2 separate regions of the Mus musculus genome follow, and region 2 is linked to region 1. A link is a contact called in ENCODE Hi-C or POLR2A ChIA-PET data. All regions are on one chromosome and are shown on one strand. The core of a region is the stretch at or near the end of the contact, and the rest is flanking DNA. Distances in the headings are between cores, read along the strand shown.

Region 1 (4,799 bases), core at 1,937-4,436:
CATTTTAACTTTTTTTTTTGTTTCAGTTTATTTTTCTGTCTATGAAGAGCTGTTTGCCTGAATGAATGGCTGTGTACTGTGTACATGCAGTATGCTTGGAGTCAGACCCCTGGGACTTCCAGCTGTCATCTAGGGTGCTGGACTTGAACCCGGGTTCTCTGGAGGAGCAGCCAGGGTTCTTAACTGCTGAGTCATCTCTTCAGCCTTTCATTTTTAGCATTCTTATTTTAAATCTCTATTTACAAGGTGTTGTGTTTTATAAAAAGATAAGGAGAGGGGGGATATGTTTGGTGAAGGTGGAGTCAGATGTCAAGGTGTCAGGTATGGGGGAAGTGGTGCCTCTGCCGGCCCCTGCTGAGGCATCCTTTCTCCCTGAGGGACCAGGGGAGTTGAGAGGGTAGTAAAGACAGAGAAAGGCAAAGAGAGAGAGAGAGAGAGAGGGAGAGAGAGAGCGAGCGAGCGAGAGAGCGAGCAGAGAAGTAGAAGTCGGCCATGAGCACATGGCTAGAGAGGGGGGAGGAGAAGGGGGGAGGGGCAAGAGGACAGAGCAGGAGCAAGAAGCCAAGAGCAAGCGAGCGAGCCGCGGAGGGGCCGCAGAACAGCCCCTTTTACAGTGAGTCAGGTACCTGGCTGGCTGTAGCCAGATAACTGTGAGGCGGACCTTAGACAAAATGCTACACAAGGAATATAGTCTTTGCAGACAACCTTCACAAGCAAAGGTTGTTAATTGTTCTGAAGTTTGTGACTCTCAGTTGGTGAGGAACTTGGGTTAGACTCCGGAGTGAAGGCTCTCTCTCCTGTGCCCCTTTACGTTTCTAAGTTTCTACGCTACCTCATGTTGGTCACCCCGCCTTCCAGAAACCCTTTAAACTTGCTTCCTCTACTGGTTTCCTTTTTAGATTTTAGTTGATTGGTTGGTTGCTGGCCTGATTGATAACAGGAGACCTTAAGCCAGATCTTGGCCTTCAGTCCCAGCTACTTGGAAGGCTGAGATAGGAAGATGGAAATTCAGTCTGCCTGTGCTAAAGTTCCCTTAAAGCAAGTATTGGCAACTGAGAGCCTGTTCTGGCCCAGTGGAGGGCCTAGCTTGCCTAGTGTATCACATAGGTAGCCTTGGGTTCATTCCTGGTGTGGAGACCACAAAACCAAAACTAAAAAGCAAAAGTCCCTTCTAGGGTAGAGATCCTAACAGCTTGGAGCTTGACTTGTGGTTTTTATGCAAACAATTAAAAATCAACACCTAATAGTCCTGGCACCCAACACAAAAGGCCAGTCTTAGGGAAAAGGAGTGGCCCTGGAGAGTACAGCTGGGGACGATGATACACACCTCAACAGGAGCAGGCAGATCTATGTGAATTCAGGGCCAGCCTGCTCTGCATAGCAAGGGGTTGCAAAATGTGATCCTGTATAAAAAAAGCTAATACCTCAAAAAAGAAAACTGTTTCTACTTAATGCCCCCACTCAGTTCAGAGAGGGGGGCCAGAGGTCTTTCCTCAGCTGCTGGGAAAGGGCCTCGTTCCCTGGAGGGAGGGCGAGATGGAGATGGGTGACTTTCTTCCTCTCCCAGAGGAAATTGCCTGCTGTGTTTTTGTCCACAGAGCACATTCTTTCTTCTTTCTTCCCCCCAACTCCCCCAGACAGGGTTTCCCTGGTTGTCCTGGAACTCACCCTGTAGACCAGGCTGTCATCAAACTCAGAAATCCACCTGCCTCTGACTCCCTCCCGAGTGCTTGGATTAAAAAGGCTTATGCCACCACTGCCTGGCTTCCTCTTTCCCGGCTTCTTTTCTTTCTAAGCTTTTATTTATTATTTTATGTGTATTGGTGTTTTGCCTACATGTATGTTTGTGTGAAGGTGTCAGATATTGGAGTTATGGACAGCTGTGAGCTGCCTTGTGGGTGTTGGGAATTGAACCTGGGTCCTCTGGAAGACCAGTCCATGCTTTTAACCACTGAGCTATCTCTCCAGCCCTTTTCTTTCTAATCTTAGTAATCGTTTTGTCAGCAGGAAAAGATGCGGAAATAGGAAATACAGGGTGGGAGTAACCCAAAGGAAAGGTATGGGGAGTGAAACCGAAGCCTATATTAAAGATAAACAAACAAGGAAACTATCTTTTGGGTCACGTTAATCGCCCAAAGTAACTTCGTATGTACACCATATGAAGGTGCTTCAAAAATCAGGATAGAGTGTTTTATATGACCATTTTTTGACTGCGTGTGCCTGTGCACCATGTGTGTTCCTGGTGCCCGTGGAGGCCAGAGAGGATAGTTTATTTCCAAGAACTGTAGTAACTGGTGGTTGTGAGCTGCCTTAACGTGCGTGTTTGGCACCACTAACTGCTCCCAGCCATCTCTCTAGTCCTTTACACTTATTTTCACACTGTGCGAGTGTGTGTGTGTATGGGCACGTGGGAGACACAGCGCTGAAGGCTAGCTTTTTTTCCCACGCTCTGGGTGGCAGATATCAAACCCAAGCACCTTTACTGGAAGAGCCATCTTTCCAGCCCCAAAATTACAGTAAATTAAGGTAGCACAAATTTGATACAAAATCCCTCACAACGCCCAATTTGAGGGTCATAGCTTTTGGTCAAAGAGAAATCCCCAAGCACTCTGGACGGATTTGTAAGACCCACCGTGTAAGGTCTCTCAGTAAGCCCACTGTAAGGCTTCAGAACACACTCCAGCGGGGTCAGCCCTGAAATTCAGACTACGCAACCAGAACCCCAGTCCGGGAGGCGCCCCACCCATCAAGGTGGAAGCCAGGGGGGGGGCGGGACTCGCCTCCTGCGGGGTCCGCGTTCCCAAAGGGAGCCCGAAGGGGGACCTTTTGCCTGCAAGGACCTAAAGCGCCGCAGAGGACCGCGAGGTTCACACAACACGCGCGCGTTCCCATGGGGACGTCCCTTTTACAGAGCGCCGGGGAAAAGAAGCCTTAGACCACAGGGCTCACATGGAGGCTTCAGGCGCATGCGCTGGCCGGCCCGTCCGCGCGCGCGCGTGCGGCCCGGGAAGGCGCCCGGCCCGCCGAGCGTTCCGGACTGCGCATGTGCAGAGCACCTGGCTGTGGAGGAGGGGCTTGCGTTCGTTCTCCGCGCGGGTTCGGCGCGCTCCAGGTGGAGGGGCGGGGCCCGTCCATTGCGCAGGCGCGGGCGCGCGGCCGAGGCGACGGTTGGGGAGGGTTCTTCCGGAAGGTTCCGGAGGCTTCTGGAAAGAAGCGCCGCGCGCTGGGCGGGCCCGCCTCTATATAAGGCCGGCGCAGGGGGCGGCGCGCCAGTTGCTTCAGTGTCCTGGTGCGGAGCGTCACGTCTCGTGCGTGTTCATTCAGCCACGGTGAGTGATGGCGCAGGCGGACTTAGCGGGGGCTTGGGGAGCAGGGCCGTAGGTTGCTGGCGCCGCGGCGGCAGCGGGGCCACCATCCGAGTTCCCTCAGCCCGCGGAGGTGGGCGGCCATGGCTTCCGACCCTAGGCCCCAGGCGGGCCTCATATCTACGCCCCAGGCCGGGGATGCGGCAATGGCCGCCGAGGAGGAGCGGTGGCGGCGGCGAGGCGGGCGCGGGGCGAGCGAAGCGAGGGTTGGGCTGTCGCCGGTGCCGCCGAGGCGCGGGCGGGCGAGGGAGGCGCCATAGCGGCGGGTTGGGGGAGGGTGGCCGTTAGGAACGGCGTGCGTGGAGCCGCCCGGGTCCGAACGTCCTCCCGGAGGCGCGCACATGCGCTTCGTAATTACCGCATTCTGAAATGAGGTCATCCCTTTGTCATCCACCCCCCGCCCCGTCGCCCTTTTCTATTTCGTCCCTTTCTTAGTCCAAAATAGAGTCGGTAAGAGACCTCTATAGAGGAGGGGCGGTCGTTAGCACGCCTGCAGCCATTCTGTGAGGCTTTAGAGTCGTCCTCTGTGTTCCAGATGCCTGAGGAAACCCAGACCCAAGACCAACCAATGGAGGAGGAGGAGGTCGAGACCTTTGCCTTTCAGGCAGAAATTGCCCAGTTAATGTCCTTGATCATCAATACCTTCTACTCGAACAAAGAGATCTTTCTGAGGGAGCTCATCTCCAATTCATCGGACGTGAGTATACCACTTGGAGGATTGGACGTTGCTTTCCCTGAAAATTTCACCTTGGGGTTTGCGCTTGACGGTTTTTTCATTTTTAATCTTTTCTTAATAGGCTCTGGATAAAATCCGTTACGAGAGCCTGACGGACCCCAGTAAACTGGACTCGGGGAAGGAGCTGCACATCAATCTCATTCCCAGCAAACAGGACCGAACCCTGACCATTGTGGATACCGGGATTGGAATGACCAAGGCCGACTTGATCAATAACCTTGGCACCATTGCCAAGTCGGGCACCAAAGCCTTCATGGAGGCTTTGCAGGCTGGTGCAGATATCTCTATGATTGGCCAGTTTGGTGTTGGTTTTTACTCTGCCTATTTGGTTGCTGAGAAAGTGACTGTCATCACGAAGCATAACGACGATGAGCAGTATGCCTGGGAGTCCTCAGCTGGGGGATCCTTCACAGTGAGGACTGACACAGGTAGGCATAGGCCAAAAGGAATGTATTCAATTGTAGGGGGTGTCTGGTTAACTTCAGTAAGTGCTTGAGAGGGTTAACTTGGAGAGTTGAAGAGTTAAAGAGCAGTCTGGCATACATAGCCTTAGTGCTAAGTCCTGAGCTTTTCAACAAAATTGTTAATCTAAAGGGAGCTTCAGGACCTGGGCTAGGAAATAGGAAAAATGTATGGCTGTTTGCTCAGTTGTACATCTTGGGCAAGGAAGTTAAAGCTTTGGAGACCTTTGCATTTGT
Region 2 (5,030 bases), core at 1,845-4,344, 42 kb before region 1:
AGCAAATGGTCTTTTTTTTTCCTATACAAACCAGAGGTACTAGATCCAGGTGAAGTGTGTCATGGGAATGATCCAATAGCTGGATGTGCAGCACAGGGAGGGAACACTTGCCTGGCATGCCGAAGGCCCTGATGTTCTGTCCACACCCAAGGGTGTGGGGGTCGGAGTGGTAAAGAAGTGGGGGGAGGCGAAGCCTGAACTAGTAATCTCTCGAAGTAAATTTAACTTTTTAAAGTTTTTTTTATTATTTATTTATACACATATGTGTGAATGCCACATATGTGCAGGTACCCGAAGAAGTTTGAAGAGGGCTTTGAAGGTGCTGGTGCTACAAGCACAGGTGTTTGTGAGCTGCCGAAGTGAGAGCTGGGGTCTAGGCTCAGAAGAACACCAGGCACTCTTTAACTACTGAGCCGTCTTCCAGGCCCCACGAATTTAACTTTTAAGCATACTGTATGCCCTATGAATTTAACTTTTTCTTTTTAAGATTTATTTATTTATTTATTATATGTAAGTACACTGTAGCTGTCTTCAAACACACCAGAAGAGGGAGTCAGATCTCCTTAAGGATGGTTGTGAGCCACCATGTGGTTGCTGGGATTTGAACTAAGTAAGGACCTTCAGAAGATTGGGTGCTCTTACACGCTGAGCCATCTCACCAGCCCCCGAATTTAACTTTTAAGCATACTGTATTTTTACATCATCATTATTTCTGTTTGGTTTTTCGAATTGCGAGTGTTTTTTGTCCTAGCTGGCCTGAAACTCTATAGAGGGCAGGCTGGTCTTGAACTCACAGAGATCCACCTGTCAAGGTACATGCTATCATACACACCTGGTTTGATTTTTTTTTTTTCCTTATGAGAGGACCCCACCATATAGCCCATGCTTGCCTCAAAAGTGATAATTGTAGCACAGGTTGGCCCTGAACTTACCAACTATAGTCCTGGCTGGCCACAAAAATCACAATTTGAGTGCTAGGATTGCAAGTATGCACAACCATGGTAGGGTCTAATTACAATTTTTCTAAGATTTCTTTTATTTTTTAAACTTATTTGTGTAAGCTGTAAGTGGGTCTCCAGAACCCAGAAAAGGACATCCAATTCCCTGGAGCTGGGGTTACAGGTAGCTGTGAGCAGCCTAACATGGGTTTTAGGAACTGAACTGGAGTCCTCTGCAAGAACAGTACAGGTTCTTCACCGCTGAGCCTTTGCTCCAGCCCCCAAATGTAGGTGTTGATAATATAAGCTTACATTTATTTCCAGAGAAAAATCTGGTATTTCAGTCAGAGCAGGAATGTTGAGACGGCAGTTCCTCTCAATGCTTGCTTTAACTCTAATTTACATCTCCTGAGTGTGTCAGGACTCTAATGGCCATCACAGCTATTACGAATTATAACATGTGCACTGCAGCCTCCCTTTTTAAAGAAGTGCAAAGGAAAGTTTCCCAGGTATCCAAGGTCAGCCAGCAGTGAGTCAGTAACAGGGTTGGGAACTGCACTAAAACTTCAGTTCCTACTCTTCAAACCACTGGATACTTTCCCAACCCCGAGAGAGGAGAGTCAACCAGCTATTTCCAAACGCTTCGGGAGTTCACTGACAAGAATAAAGACAAGTCAGAAGATTCACCTTGGACCAAAGAAACAAGCTTACGTTTGCACACCATCATTCCTTCCCTTGTCCTCCTAACCGTACAGTGCAACATAAACAGCAGCTGACTTTGGATATAGCCATCCCTGGGAACACGTCCTCTTCAATATGGACAACGTACTTTCCCACTAACTGAACATTTATAAGTGAATCTTCCATCACCTTGTCACATTCCGTTGGAGGTGCTATGGAGTGCATACATTTCCTTACTCTCTCAATGGTCAAAAGTTAAAATAAGCAATTCTTGCCAGTGACCAAAAAATAAAAAAATAAAATAAAATAAAAGCGCCAATAAATTGCTGCTTTTAACGAGACATTTTAAAACTCGATTGCATGCGTCACAGAATTACTGTTAAGTTCTTGGCTGGTTACTTTAAAGTAGCATTTAAGGCCTATCCCTCCCTGTTTGGGACATAGCCTGACTCGTTAGACAAGATAAATCTAGGCACGCTCACACACAACACCTCTGAAGCAACTTAGCCTATTTGAAAACATAATTCCAACCTCCCTAGTCTTGAGTACTCAGCCCTCTTACACTGCAAGGGACAGAATGACCCTCTTCAAAAACCTTTCGGGAGACGGTTCCCTCCGCGGAGACAATGACAGGCGACCTCCCGGAAAGGTTTTTGGAAACAGTGCTGACACCAGGAGAAGTGTCAGTGCGGCAGCAGGTGGAGTAGCCCTGCGTGCCGAGCAGGTCCTTTCTGACCTAGTCTCCAAGTCCTCCGCCTCCCTGTCCCGGTTCCGCCTTACGGACCTTTCCAAGCCGCCTCGCGTCCCGGTTCTCTCACCCAGGGCAGGACTCTCGAGCCTCCCGGGAAGCGAGGCCACCTAAAACGGCCGCCGCACCTCTTCCGGGGACTCGCAGGCCCGCTCCCGGGCGGGATCGGAACCTGACAGACCCCGCCGGGGGAGGAGGCGACCGGCTACTCCCGGGGCATCTCCGCGACCCGGCTCCAGAGCCCCCTCCTCCCCTAGGAGGCAGCGCTGCCGCCGGCGCCTCACTCCCGAAGCCCCCTCTCCTCCGGAGCACCTCAGCGGAGTTACCGGCCCACTCAAAAGTACAAGTGCCGGCCGCCCCCACCGGTCACCCCGGCCTCGCTGTCACCGCCCAGCTCCCGGCCTCGGCCCGCGCCGCCGGCGCGCCCCCGGTGACGCCCGGGTCGGTACCTTGCGGACCCCCTTGTAGATATAGAAGTAGAGCTCCCGGCCCACATTGAAGCAGAGGCGGTCGCCGTTGCCAGACTGGTCGTTGAGGTTTACGAAGGAGACGCGGACAGGGTTGGATCCCTGCGAGTTGAAGGGCACCCGGTTGGGCCGGCTGTACTCCGAGTGCTGCAGCAGCTTGTACAGACCTTCCCGGGTGGTGAATTGGGTCTTAATCTCGTTCATCTCCTTCCCTCCTCCCTCCGTCGCCATCTTGGAAAGCAGCGTTCATCCTGCCCTAAGTGCCCGGATCACGCCCACCGCGCAGGCGCCGTCCTCGGCCGCTCGCTTTCTCCACTCCCCACCCCCTTCTCCGCGGCCCCGCCCACTGGCGAGCCAGCCCCCACGAAGGCGGGCCGAAGCGAAGGGGGCGGGCTAGTTTTTAATGGTCCAACTGCGCACGCGCGCTCACCTGGCGCGCTCCACCCGGAGGGGCGTGCGCAAGCTCCTCCCCTGGGTGCCGCCCTCCTGGTGCGGGTCGAAGCGAGCGCGCTGAGCGTTGGTGCGGGGCTCCTGTCTCGCTCTGCAGCTTCGCTGAGGGACCCGATCCCTAAGAGACGCCACCGCGTTGGCCTTGGCCAGCTGGTGGTCCCGGCAGAGCCTGAGGCGAGCAGTGAAGTCCGGTGTTTGGACGTGTATGTCCCAGCTGTCCGCGATCCTCCCTGGGAAGCTAGGGAGGACTCCGACGGTCCGCTTGGGTGCGGGGTACCGATGCCTGGTGACAAGCCCCTCTACGTCTCACAGAAGATATCGATGGATTGGGCTTTATTACAGCTCAGGGTTTGGTTTGGTTTGGTTTGGTTGGGTTGGGTTGGGTTTTGTAGGCGGGGTGGGAAGAACCGCATGAATGTACAGGACTTGTGTTTTCAAGTCTCACCTGAAACCTTCCTGGTGAGCATTGGCTTGTTCTTGAGAAAGTAGGTTCTGTCGGAACTTCTGTCTCCTGTGCCTCTTAATAAAGGTTAAGCTAATTGATTTTCTTAAAGCCTCAAACGGAACCTGAAGTTGTTTGCCAGGAGAACCATCGAGTTGTGCTGAATATCCTGTACAAAGTATTAGGTGAAGGCAAGCGCACACATTAAAGTAGGACCTAACAGTCACCATTTGATGCTTCGATTTCTGGGTGTGTGCACTGGAATACAAAGGCTTCTAAAGTGATAAACGTTAAAATAGAATTCTAGAGCGGAGAAAATGTTACACGAAGAATGACCTATCCCTGAGAAATCCTGTCTGTAGAGCGAGCCCAGTACACTGTGGGCACCTGTGCTTCCAGACAGAAGGAATGCCTGAGCCCGGAGCTGGGAGGCTGCTACCCGAGCCCACAGACCGAGACTCCAACCTCACAAAAATTAATTGTACACAAGGGGGAGTGTTCTAAAGAAGTATAAATCATAGCCATTTTATGTAGTGGGAAGCAAGTACAGACACAGTAGAAACTGTGCCAGTGATGTAATAAGGCATTTGACTAACATCCTGTAGAACTGGCAAAAGAAAAAAAAAAAAGCACTACAGTAAATCCTTTTTTTGTTGTTTTTGTTTTTGATACTGTATTTCACTAAATAGCCCTGGCTGTCCTGGAACTCAACCAGAGATTAGGCTCCAACTCAGAAATCCATCTGTCTTTAACTACCAAGTGCTGGGCTTAATGGCATGAACCACACACCCAGCTTTAAAATCCTTTTTTTTTTTTTTTTTTGGTGGTTTTTTTTTTTTTCTTTTGGTGTTTTTTTGAGTTCTGGATCAAAGGCATGTGCCACCATCACCTGACTTTAAAAGTCTTCTTAATACATCCCTAGAATGCACTTTAAATTTCATTTTGTTGTTATTTGTCTTTTCCTATGAATGCAAATTTGTCTTTTCCATAAAATGCAAATATGGATCACAACTCTTAAAAATACTAGGGGGTGTTCAGTGGATAATCCCAAGCTCCCATAGCTATGCTATTTTGTACCAAAAACATGTTTATAATGGTCATCTTGAAGGATAAATAACAGCCTGAATTATCTAAAAAGAATTCAGTTTGAATTTCTAGTTAATGGGGGAAAATATACTTTGGGAGGGGACACCTCAGCCAGCAAAAACTGAAAAAAAAGTATATTGACCTTCAACCATAATATTAAATTTCCCATGAGACCAATATACTACTGAGTATGATGACATATGCTTTAATTTCAGCAT

What was found. Hi-C counts contacts between places; a loop is a spot of excess contacts on that map. ChIA-PET counts read pairs that join two places held with the same protein, here RNA polymerase II (POLR2A).
Region 2: a loop to region 1 is called in a map of left cerebral cortex, with 4 times the contacts of the local background. The contact joins the promoter of Wdr20 here to the promoter of Hsp90aa1 in region 1. A Hi-C loop is called at or near these places in 5 of 37 maps with a recorded cell type or tissue (T-helper 1 cell, gastrocnemius, heart and 1 more). POLR2A ChIA-PET finds 5 or more read pairs at or near these places in 5 of 5 experiments (Patski and embryonic stem cell).

What each region holds. Positions count from the first base shown.
Region 1 is chr12:110,694,782-110,699,580 of GRCm38, reverse strand. Hsp90aa1 (heat shock protein 90, alpha (cytosolic), class A member 1) reads left to right here and starts at 3,186. Exons shown (of 11, transcript NM_010480.5): 1 at 3,186-3,329; 2 at 3,901-4,062; 3 at 4,163-4,529. The coding sequence starts at 3,901.
Region 2 is chr12:110,736,064-110,741,093 of GRCm38, reverse strand. Wdr20 (WD repeat domain 20) reads right to left here and starts at 3,094. Exons shown (of 3, transcript NM_027149.4): 1 at 2,817-3,094. The coding sequence starts at 3,065.